Linked DNA regions of Homo sapiens: region 1 is linked to region 2. Evidence: chromatin contacts called from ENCODE Hi-C or POLR2A ChIA-PET data. All regions are on one chromosome and are shown on one strand. The core of a region is the stretch at or near the end of the contact, and the rest is flanking DNA. Distances in the headings are between cores, read along the strand shown. Region 1 overlaps SDHB (succinate dehydrogenase complex iron sulfur subunit B). Region 2 has its middle 11 kb from the start of NBPF1.

Region 1 (5,855 bases), core at 1-2,500, 400 kb after region 2:
CTATGGACTGCAGATACTGCTGCTTGCCTTCCTGAGATTCATCCTTCTTCTTCAAATAAGGCTCAATGGATTTGTACTGTGCATAGAAGTTGCTCAAATCCTGTGGTTAAGAGGAAGAAGAAGAAGAAGAAGAAGAAAAGGATCAGATTCCATCATCACCTCAGCTTTATTTACCCCATTTCTTGGACACTGACTACTCGTCCACTCTATGCCAGGCAGAAGCCAGACTCTTTTCCTTTGTCATGAATATATGCAAAGATTACAAAAGGAAAAATGGTCACAATGTTAAGCATGGTTAGGAAACCTCTCCCTCACCTACTTGGGAAACCTGCCAATCCCACAGTCCTTTCTGCCCTTGAAAACACCACGTCAGCAAAGGTGTTCAAATATAGGGAGGTAGAAATTAAAGTGGGACTCATAAACAGCTGTTGCTTTCCCAACTGGCATTTTCCACATGATTTCTTTGTAGTTATGGCCAAATTATTCATTTCTGGGAATGTTCCAATTCTAAAATTCTGTGCCCCATTATTCTCAAACAAACCTCACCAAATGAGCTGCTGGAGGATTTTCTAGGCGTTTATCTTCTGCCATTCAAATTCTTTAATTAAACTCTGGCCACACTGTCTCAGATCTGGAGATTTTCCTAATCTCTCAGTGACACTGTGGTCCTCCTCCTGCCATAATATAGGAAACAGTCCCATCTATTTACTATCTGACTAGAAGAGGAGCCTTAAATACTCAAACAAATCCTGCCCTGAAAAACTAATAGCGTAACACACATAGCACTGCCCCCCATGCAAATAAAAACAAAACCAGAGAGATGCAGAAACTCACGGGAACAAGATCCTTTATCACATACATGTGTGGAAGAGGGTAGATTTTTGAGACCTTATTGAGGTTGGTGTCAATCCTTCGGGTGCAAGCTAGAGTGTTGCCTCCATTGATGTTCATTGCACAAGAGCCACAGATGCCTGAAAGAGACACACATTTAACACATCCTCACCCATATCCGGAATCAGTCCTGCCCCAAATACTTTCTTCTGGATCCTCCTTGCTGTGCCATCAGGGGCAGCACTGACATGCAACATTCCTCTGACAGAGGTGCCTGTTGGCTTTTCTCCCTTCCTTCCTTCTTCCTGCCTCGAATGTGGTTCTAATGGCTTGAGTTCCAAAAACTACTCTATGACCATGTGGCAACCTTGAGGTTAGAAGCCACATGCCAAGTATGGCACTGGAGGAGGCCAGAGGCCTGGGCGCTGCTGGCACCATGGAGTTTCCACAGCAGTTCTAGCTCCATGTGTCACGTGTTTTGAAGAAAAATCAGCCTGTTTTTTTTTTTTTTTTTTTTTTTTTTTTTAAAGAAAGGGTCTCACTCTGTCACCCAGGCTGGAGTGCAGTGGTGCAATCACAGCTCACTGCAGTCCTCAATGCCTGAGCTCAAGTGATCCTCCCACCTCAGCCTCCTAAGTAGCTGGGACTACAGAAGTAGCCCACCACACCCAGCTAATTTTCTGGTATTTTTTGTAGAGACGAGACTTGCAGAGACAGGGTTTTGTTATGTTGCCCAGGCTGGGCTTGAACTGCTGGGCTCAAGTAATCTGCCTGCCTTGGCCTCCCGAAGCACTGGGATTACAGGTCTGGGCCACCACACACCCGTCAAGCCTATTTTTTTTTTTTTTCTTTGAGAAGGAGTTTTGCTCTTGTTGCCCAGGCTGGAGTGCAATGCCGCGATCTTGGCTCACTGCAACCTCCGCCTCCCCAGTTCAAGTGATTCTCCTGCCTCAGCCTCCTGAGTAGGGGTGGGTGTGGTGGCTCACGCCTGGAAACCTAGATTTTTTAAAGCCACTGTTATTTGAACACAAATCTAACAGACACAATACCCAAAAGTAAAGTAAATCAACATTGTCTTGGTCATCTTAAGGTTGAAGTGACCTGGATACAGATTATTAAGAGATAGCTCTTCTTCTTTTTTTTTCTTGGCTGAGTCTTGCTGTGTCACCCAGGCTGAAGTACAGTGGTGGAGTCATAGCTCACTGTAGCTCACTTTAGCCTCAAACTTCTGGGCTCAAGCGATCCTCCCACCACAGCCTCCTGAGTAGTTGGGACTACAGGCACATGCCGCCATGTGCGGCGAATTCAAAAAAATTCTTTGTAGGTTGGGTGAAGTGGCTCACACCTGGAATCCCAGCACTTTGGGAGGCTGAGGTGGGCAGATCACTTGAGGTCAGGAGTTCGAGACCAGTTTGGCCAACATGGTAACCCCCTGTCTCTACTAAAAATATAAGTCGTGGTGGGTGCCTGTAATCCCAGCTACTCAGGAGGGTGAGGCGGGAGAATCATTTGAACTGAGGAGGAGAAGGTTGCAGTGAGCAGAGATCGCGCCACTGCACTCCAGCCTGGGTGACAGAGCAAGATTCCATCTCAAAAAAAAGAAAAAAATAATTGTTTTTTGTAGAGCAGGTGTCTCACTATATTGCCCAGGCTGGTCTCTAACTCACGGCCTCAAGTAATCCTTCTGCCTTTGCCTCCCACTGTGTTGGGATTACAGGCCTGAGCCACTACACTTGACAGAGGTAAGGCTTCTTCTATTGTCTTCATAAAATACGCAGCATAGTACCCTGGGGCTATGAAATCCACAAAAGCTGACTCAGCATGGACTTTCCAAAGAGGAGAAGAATGAACTAATATGAAACTGAGGCAAAGCAAAGCAAACTAAACAAAAAACGTGCTGACCCAGGACCCCGACATGAGAATTTTCTTAGCCTGGACCTACTTCCTGTATATGGAAATTTCCTGGGTGTTTTGGAATTTAAAAATGATTATGTACTCTAAACCTCTAGTGCCAGTCCTCTGAAGCTGTTTTTTGAAGATCATTAGGTCAGAGAAACCTGATTGCTTGAGAAAGTTGCACTGGTTATCATCTTTTTTTTTTTTTAGATGGAGTCTTGCTCTGTCGCCCAGGCTGGAGTGCAGTGGCACGATCTCGGCTTACTGCAACCTCTGCCTCCCGGGTTCAAGTGATTCTCCTGCCTCAGCCTCCTGAGTAGCTGGGATTATAGACGCCCGCCACCACACCTGGCTAATTTTTGTATTTTTAGTAGAGACGGGGTTTTACCACGTTGGTCAGGCTGGTCTCGAACTCTGACCTTGTGATCTGCCCGCCTCGGCCTCTGAATGCCTGGCCTCACCTTTTTTTTTTTTTTTTTTAATGGAAAGGGAGTCTATGTTTCCCAGGCTGGTCTTAAACTCCTAGCCTCAAGCTAGCCTACCACCTAGACCTCCCAAAGTACTGGGATCACAGGCGTGAGCCACTGCGCCCAGTCGGTTATCACTTTCATAAGACTAGAAAAGACAGTAAGACTCTCCTTCTCCTGTAAATCTTAGAAAGAGTGTAAGGGAACCCAAAGATGTGTCTTAAGCAAATACTCCTAGAGTTCCCCAAGAGACTGGATATTATCAATACATTTATGTATACCTGGCATCCAACTAGAGCAGTTTGCTTTTACAAGAAATGGCATAAAAATTAAAAAAATAAATCCAATGAACTTTCTCTCAAAAAGGCTCCCTGGGAATTCTCTTACAAGATGGGAATTAAAAAAAAAATAAGAAAAACAAGATGGGAATAAAAAGGAGTAGCAATTGATACAATTCTGCTTTATTTTTTTTAGTCCAGATGGGTCACACCTTATGTTCTTGGTTCTGAAAGAGTCCTACAGGGAAAGGTTACTGAAAAGCATCTACCTTTCCTGTGTTGCCAGGACTTAATGGGGAAGGCTGCTGTTTAACTGCCGCAGAATGTTCCCTGAACAGCAGGACTCAGCCGAACTATCATAATATCCATCAGCATTTGCAACGCTAAATAAGATTAGCTGAATCAAAACAGATGTCTTAAAAGACTTGAAATGCTTGAAATGTACAGCTGAACAGATAAAAAGCCATGGGCCGGTATCAATACTGGCTTTTCCTTTTTTTTTAAGGTTTTCTTAGAAAAAAGCTCAGTGTCCTCACAGAATCAAGCTACTCTCTGCTTTTGTTTTATCCCAGGTGTTCCAAGCCAAGTCAGTGCCTGAGAGAGCAGATCTGGAGTCTGGAGTCTGACAGCTTTGGCTGACTCCCGGCTCTCAAGTCACTCTCTATGTGTCCTTGTGGAAGTCCATTACCCTCTCTGGGCCTCACCTTTAAATTGAAGGTAGATAATAAGCACAGTCATCTACCTCATGTCCAGTGCACAGAACAGAGCCGGGCACACAGTCTGGCTCCACGGACATCAGGCCAGTCGGTCTTCACTGCACCCTGTGCAATTTTTGCTATACCTGAGAACCACCTGAATCAACTTTCTTTAAAGTATCTCTTGGGTTTTCTTTAACTTGTTTTGCTTAAATTCACATTAAAAAACCACTTATATCCCTATTATACCATCATTAGTAATTATATTTTTCTTTTTTTTTTTTTTGAGACTGTCTCGCTCTATTGCCCAGGCTGGAGTGCAGTGGCGTGATCTTGGCTCACTGCAAACTCCACCTCCCGGGTTCCTGCCTCAGCCTCCCGAGTAGCCAGGATTACAGGCGTCCGCTATCACGCCCGGCTAATTTTTGTATTTTTAGTAGAGACAAGGTTTCACCATGTTGGCCAGGTTGATCTCGAACTCCTGACGCCAGCTGATCCACCCGCCTCGGCCTCCCAAAGTGCTGGGATTACAGGTGTGAGCCACCGCACCCGGCAGTAATTATATTTTTCTAATACAGAAAATGAATACATTGCTATTCATGTAGAAAATGTTAGTCTGCACACTGCCTCAAATGGGCTCATGTGGCACCAGCAGCACAAGTAACCACATGCTGAGGGAGACACTGTACCAGCCAATCCAGAACACAGCTACCAAGGACATGTCATGCTGGGAGCTGAGGGAGACTCACACATCTCCCCTGCTGGACAAGCATAAGTGCCAGACAGAAACTCTCCACTGCTCCCTTAATAAAAGAGCTCAGCAGCATGGAAGGTGCCAGCCAGCAGGTCCTAGCTAGGCCTTGAAGCGTGGAGCAGCTCACAGGGACCGCCAGATGCAGTAACCACAGGATAGAATGCTCCTGAAGGAAAGTAAACTCAGAAACCAGAACTTGCACCATGGTTAGAATTTTGGATGCATTTACCCAAGAAAAGGAATTAGGTTGCACAGCAAGTTCACCCAGCAGAGAGCTGCAGCTGTTTTCCAGATGTCTCTATCAGCTTTGGCCAGCCCAAGCCTCTTTGGAAGACCACAAGTATCTGGAGCCCAACAGGAATGAAATGCTCACCTTCTCTGCATGATCTTCGGAAGGTCAAAGTAGAGTCAACTTCATTCTTAATCTTGATTAAAGCATCCAATACCATGGGGCCACATCTAACAAAGAAAAATATCCAGTGGTATTTATGTAACGTTCAACCTCCCTACACTTTATCATAATATAATCGGAGACACCTGGATGTATTAGCTTATCCATTTGGTCTTCTCAGGTCACCTTCGGAATTTGTTCTGTAGTTTTGTTTTTGCAGATTCTTACATTTTAAGTACTGCACAGTTCTATTTTGATGATCACAGTGCAAACACATTTCTAGGAAATGGAAAGCTAAAGTAGTAGTAGACAAGTATGACACAACTTCCATACAGTGGCCGAGTTTTTGTTTTTTACTTCTGAAGCTCCCTGCAAAGTTTTTCCAAATAATTTATTTCAAATTTTAGTTTGATTTTTAGGATGTAGACAATAGTTTTAAATAGTAATTAATAATACATAACCATAAGAGAAGACATAGTACAGAGAATAAAAGACACCCAATCACTCACAGTCCCCCAGTCAAATCACTGTGAGCCTCCTAGA
Region 2 (5,626 bases), core at 1,635-4,134:
TGCAGATGGTCTCAGCTCATCCTCAATACCTTCCACTATCCTATCCCTATTTCTACAGGTGGGGAAATGAAGGCACAGACACCTTGGGTAGCATCACCAGTAAGCGACCAAGATTAGATTCAAACCCAGGCAATATAACCCCAGAGTCAGTGTTCTAGTAACTTCCCTGGCCCCTTGCCTTTCTACATGCTCAGGTCTGCGTGGCCCTTCATATGGAAACTTCTTAGCAAATGAAAGTGCTTTCCTGCTGTGCATTAGGTCAACATTTCCCAAATGTGGTTGTGGACCCTCTGCATCAGGATTACCAGGGCTGGACCAGATTTGGGACCTGGGTATCTGAATGTCTAATAAGGACCACAACCTCCCCACCACCCCTCCAGTCCTCCCAGCTGTCCCCAGGGCCTCCACAACAGAGAGGGAGTCCCATTTCACAGATGTACAGACCGAGGCAGAGCAAGAACGATGATGAAACACTGGCTCAGACTTCTGCCCACCCCTCCCCAGCTGCCTGAACCTTTTCACGCTGGAGTCACTGTAAGTCCTCCTCCTGGGCTGCCCACTGCTCCCGCAGAGAGGCCTGGGCCTCCCGCTCAGCCTGCACCAGCTTCTGGGCCATCAGCTCCTTGTCTAGACTGGCTTTCTCCTGCGTAGCTATTATTTGCTGCCGCAGGCCCGCCAACTCCCCTGCACGAGAGGAATGGGGGAAAGGGCAGGGTTGGGTTGAAATTTTTCCTTGGGCCAGCAGACTTAGGCCAGTTGAGCCATATGGGCAAAATCCCAGAGGCAGAGGGCCTGCCTGGCATCCAGTTTGGGTCCTCTTGAAGAAGTGGCTTGTCCTCTCTGGGCCTCAGTTTCCCTATCTGCTACATGGGCCCACTGGCCCTGACCCCTTTCCTGCCTACCTAGAATGGCATTAAAGGCATAAAATGACTGATGAGAAGGCCTCCCAAATGGGACGGATGTCAAACATATAACAACCCTAGGCCAGGTGCCATGGCTCACTCCTGTAATCCCAGCACTTTGGGAAGCTGGGGCAGGTGGATCACCTTAGGTAAGGAGTTCAAGACCAGCCTGGCCAACACGGTGAAACCCTGTCTCTACTAAAAATACAACAATTAGCTGGGCATGGTGGCGGACGTATGTAGTCCTAGCTACTTGGGAGGCTGAGGCAGGAGAATCGCTTGAACCCAAGAGGCAGAAGTTGCAGTGAGCTCAGATCGCACCACTGCACTCCAACCTGGGCGACAAGAGTGAGACTCTGTCTCAAAAAATCAAACAGGCTGGGCGCGGTGGCTCATGCCTGTAATCCCAGCACTTTGGGAGGCCGAAGTGGGCAGATCACCTGAGGTCGAGAGTTCGAGACCAGCTTGACCAACATGGTGAAACCCCGTCTCTACTAAAAATACAAAATTAGCCAGGCATGGTGGCGCGTGCCTGTAATCCCAGCTACTTGGAAGGCTGAGGCAGGAGAATCGCTTGAACCTGGGAGGCGGAGGTTGAGGTGAGCCAAAATCGCGCCATTGCACTCCAGCCTGGGCAACAAGAGTGAAACTCCATCTCAAAACAAACAAACAAAAACAAACAAACAAACAAAAACCCTATTACTGACTCAGCACTTACTATGCGTCAAGCACCCAGCTAAGTATTTTAGACATAACCTCATTTTGTCTTCATAACATGCCTATGTAGTTTATCCTCATCCCCGTTTAACAGATGATGAAATGGAGGATCAGAGGAGATCAGCAGCAACTTCCCACAGCTGCACAGCTACACATAAAGCATCTCCTTTAATGACTGACATGAACATACCTGTCAAGCATTAACTATCAGCATTAATGGAAACGACTACAGGGAATGGAAATGGTATAGCCATCATCTAAAAACCATCTCCCGGGTTGGAAACCCACCAGCATTTCCCTTCCTGGTTCTGTCTGGCTCAGGTGTACATGGACAGGAAAATTAATTTCCATGACCCAAGTAGGTGCTTAGTTAATGTTAGATGAGCAGAAAGAAGCCCTGAGTTCAGAGATTCGATGGGGAACGGTGCAGGGAAGTGGGGCTCGGATTCTGGGGCCAAGAGAGTCATCTGAAAACCACAGAGAACTCAGACTAACAGGCCTGATGACCGATGAACAGCAGTTACTGTTGACTCAGCCAGGCACCGTGCCACGGCCTTACACGCTTTTCCCATGTCATCCTGGCAACAGGCTTAGAAGGTGGGCATTGCCACCTCCAATCATCAGCTGAGGAATCTGCAGCCCAGAGAGGAAAGGGGCTTGCTCAAGGGAAGGTGAGATCTAAGTGGTGGCACAGGACTGGAACCCAGGCCAGCCAGACTCCTACTCCAGTGCTCCCAACTTCTGTGAGACTACAGACATTGGGAGGTTGCAGTCTGGGCTGGAACCTGGTGTTCCCCCCAAGTCCCCAGCCACTCGTACCAGTCAGGGTCTCCTTGGCCAGCAGCAGGGCCTGCCCCTCGGCTTCCAGCTGCTCCCGGCGGGCCTCAAGCTGGGCCAGCTGCCATTGCACCTCAAACAGGCTGCCCTCCAGGGCTTCCTTCTCCAAGCTGCAGCACATACAGTGCGTGAGGCCCTGGGACTCAGCCTCCCTGGCCCCAGGAAACTGTGGATCTCAGGGAGTGGCCAGGCATGGGCCAAGTGCCAATCTACCTGCCTGGCCAGGCCCACACTCCCTGGGGAAGCCTGAGCCCACAGCTAGGACGAGTTGGCAAGCCAGACTCCTTAGTAACTGCCCCTGGGGGCCCGTGCCTGGGTGAGGCTGTTCATGGCGTGGCCCCAGGAGGACCGCCCAGGGCGGGTTGGGCAGAGCCCAAGGCCTTACTGCAGGTGTGTGGCCTCCTCTGACACGGTCCTGCCTTCACGCTCCGCAGGCCGCCAGCTGCACAGCCAGGCCAGCGTGCTCCTTGGCTAGCGCCTCCTTCTCCCGGGCCACTTGCCCCAGCGTCTCCACCTGTCACTGGGCCTCCCACCGGGCCTGCTCCAGCTCCTGCTCCCGCCTGCTCAGCTGCCAGGAGAGCTGGCTCCCACCCAGAGACTGAGTAGCACTCCCAGCATCCCCCAGCTTGTTCATCGTGCAGTACCCCAACTCTGGGCCTAACCCAGTCCTGGCAGAAGGCCTGGGTTCGAGCCCAGGGTCTGCCCTGATGTGCTATATGTACTTGGGCAAGTCATGACCTTCTCTAGATCTGCAATGCACGTGTGTACAAAAACCAGGGCCCGGCCGGACACGGTGGCTCACGCCTATAATCCCAGCACTTTGGCAGGTGGATCACTTGAGGTCAAGAGTTCAAGACCAGCCTGGCCAACGTGGTGAAACCCTGTCTCTACTAAAAATACAAAAATTAGCCGGGCATGGTGGTGCACGCCTGTAGTCCCTGCTACTTGGGACGCTGAGGCAGGCGAACAGCTTAAACCCCGGAGGCAGAGGTTGCAGTGAGCCCAGATCGTGCCACTGCACTCCAGCCTGGGCAACAGAGCAAGACTGTCAAAAAAAAAAAAAAAAAAAAAAAAAAAGAAAAGAAAAATGAGGGTCCTCACTCAGCTTTGGAAGTAACAGAACCCTTGTATTACTCTAAGCAGAGAAGCTGAATATATAAACCAGACCCAAATGCAGCTGCTCAGCAGGCCTCAAGGTGGAGACTTGCACCCTGCTTCCTGCACTCCCTACCCCATCCTCTAGAGGCACCTCCCAGAAACCCAGGCCCTCCAGGATGGACCTTGCATGAAGGTCCCTGGATCCCTGAAACATTAAGGTCTCTTCGAGATGTGAAGTTCCCAAAAGTCTAAGATTCCAATTCTAAAAAGTCTCCACCTATTATTAATCTGTATCATTATTATTATTATTATTGAGACGGAGTCTTGCTCTGTTGCCCAGGCTGCAGTGCAGTGGCACGATCTTGGCTCACTGCAACCTCTGCCTCCTGGGTTCAAGCGATTCTCCTGCCTCAGCCTCCTGAGTAGCTGGGACTACAGGCGCGTGCCACCACACCCAGCTAATTTTTTGTAGAGATAGGGTTTCACCGTGTTAGCCAGGATGGTCTTGATCTCCGGACCTCAGGTGATCCACCCGCCTCGGCTTCCCCAACTGCTGGGATTATAGGCGTGAGCCACTGCACCCGGCTAGCCCCATGTTATAAATGGGGCAACTGAGGTATGGGAGGTTGGGCAGCTTGTCCAAGGTCCCCAGCTAGGAGAAGTGGGACTGGATTTAACCCAGAAGCAGGCTCCAGTGCCTGTGACTTAACCCAGGACTGGATGCAGGAGGCTGCGAGCCTGGCCTGCCCCACATGCTCTCCAGACCACCCCACACACAGTTTGGCCTACCTGTGCTAGCTGCTCCTGCAGCCAACTGAGCTCATGGTGCAGTGTGGGGAGCTGTTGCTCCAGCGCCTCCTGGGCCTGCTCCGCCACTCATAGGGAGCCCTCCAGGCCCTGCCGTGCCACCTCCTGCTCCAACCACAGCTCCTCCAGCCACTCCTGCTCTGCCGGCGCCACTGTGGCCTCCTGCTCCGCCTGCCGCTGCCGGCCCTGCAGCATGGCCTTTTCTTCCTCCAGCTGTGGGCCGGAAAGGAGTGGGGCCTCATGAGCAGGGCGTCCCTCCCAGGACCAGGACGCCTCCTCCACCCACCCACCAGCCACGATAGCCCAGGGGAGGCTCCCAGGGAATGAGGGACAGTGCCCTTGGGTGTGTGGGACACTGGGGAGGGGGAGATGAGGAGGGCCCATGGAGCGTCGGTGCTTTGACTCCTAGAGAGGACAGACAGACAGACGGAGATAGACAGAGAACCAGAGACAGAAAGGGAGGCAGGGGCCAAGACAGGTGCAGGGCCGGGCCCAGGGTGCCTCACTGAGTGGGGAGGACGGGTGGGCAAGGTAGGTGGGCCCGCAGGTGCACAGTGTACCTGGGTGACAAGGCAGTTCAGATCCAACTTGTCCTGAGCAAGGCTCTCGTTGAGGGCGCTCAGCTTGGACAGGGAGTCCTGCAGGGAGGCCTCCTCTGCCCTCAGCTTGGTCACGGAGAGCTCGAGCTCCATGCGGCCAGCCTCACCCTGCAGGGTCAGGCCCCAAGAGATGAGGAAGGGCAGAAAGGTCGGGAGGAGGTGAGGAGAGACAAGAAGAGACCCAGAGAGATGGACCCTCGGAGACAGGGGAGGGGAGACAAGGAGGGGATACGGCGTGAGATGGAAAAAAAAATCACCGCAGAAAGCCTGCTGCTTATGGAGCCATTTAAAAGCCATGCACCGCAAAGCTGTGCAAAAATAGCTCAAGCTGCAGGGCAGGGCCAGAGTTCAGAGGATCCCCTGAGTAAGGTCTAGGGATAGCACTGCTCAGAGCCCAGGCTGCAGCGGACAGCGCAGGCCCCCCCGCCAAGGACCCTCTGCGCTGTGGCCACAACTCTCAGACTCCAGGAGCTGAATCTCAGGATGACCCTGAGCTATAGGCACTGCCCCCAGGAGCATCCAGAACAGCAGGGATACGGCCATAAAGAGAGGTCAGTCCACTTATGGCTGGGACCAGAGGTCCAGAGGTCTGTGGCCTGTGACAAAGATCAGCCTGTATCCAGAAGGAAGGGGTCAGTCTGTGACCAGGCTCAGAGGTCTGCCTGA

What was found. A loop is a pair of places that touch in the nucleus more often than their neighbours do. ChIA-PET counts read pairs that join two places held with the same protein, here RNA polymerase II (POLR2A). Pooled maps may share reads with other maps.
Region 1: a map of K562 shows a loop between it and region 2 (4-fold over the local background). The contact joins two enhancer-like sites. A Hi-C loop is called at or near these places in 12 of 168 maps with a recorded cell type or tissue (A673, GM12878, GM13977 and 7 more), 12 of 37 single-sample maps with no recorded cell type and 16 of 50 pooled maps. POLR2A ChIA-PET finds 5 or more read pairs at or near these places in 7 of 52 experiments (H1, HEK293, OCI-LY7 and 4 more).

Annotation. Positions count from the first base shown.
Region 1 is chr1:17,027,766-17,033,620 of GRCh38, forward strand. SDHB (succinate dehydrogenase complex iron sulfur subunit B) reads right to left here. Exons shown (of 8, transcript NM_003000.3): 3 at 5,295-5,380; 4 at 835-971; 5 at 1-100. Among named protein-coding and RNA genes, the nearest start is that of ATP13A2, 19 kb to the left of the region's middle. RefSeq lists an enhancer at 2,217-2,716. Within about 2 kb of position 1,251, at least 5 of the 41 ENCODE cell types and tissues checked have a DNase peak (open chromatin) inside an H3K27ac peak, as active enhancers do.
Region 2 is chr1:16,621,432-16,627,057 of GRCh38, forward strand. It overlaps the pseudogene CROCCP2. Among named protein-coding and RNA genes, the nearest start is that of NBPF1, 11 kb to the left of the region's middle. RefSeq lists an enhancer at 2,400-2,910 and a silencer at 3,591-3,660. Within about 2 kb of position 2,885, at least 11 of the 41 ENCODE cell types and tissues checked have a DNase peak (open chromatin) inside an H3K27ac peak, as active enhancers do.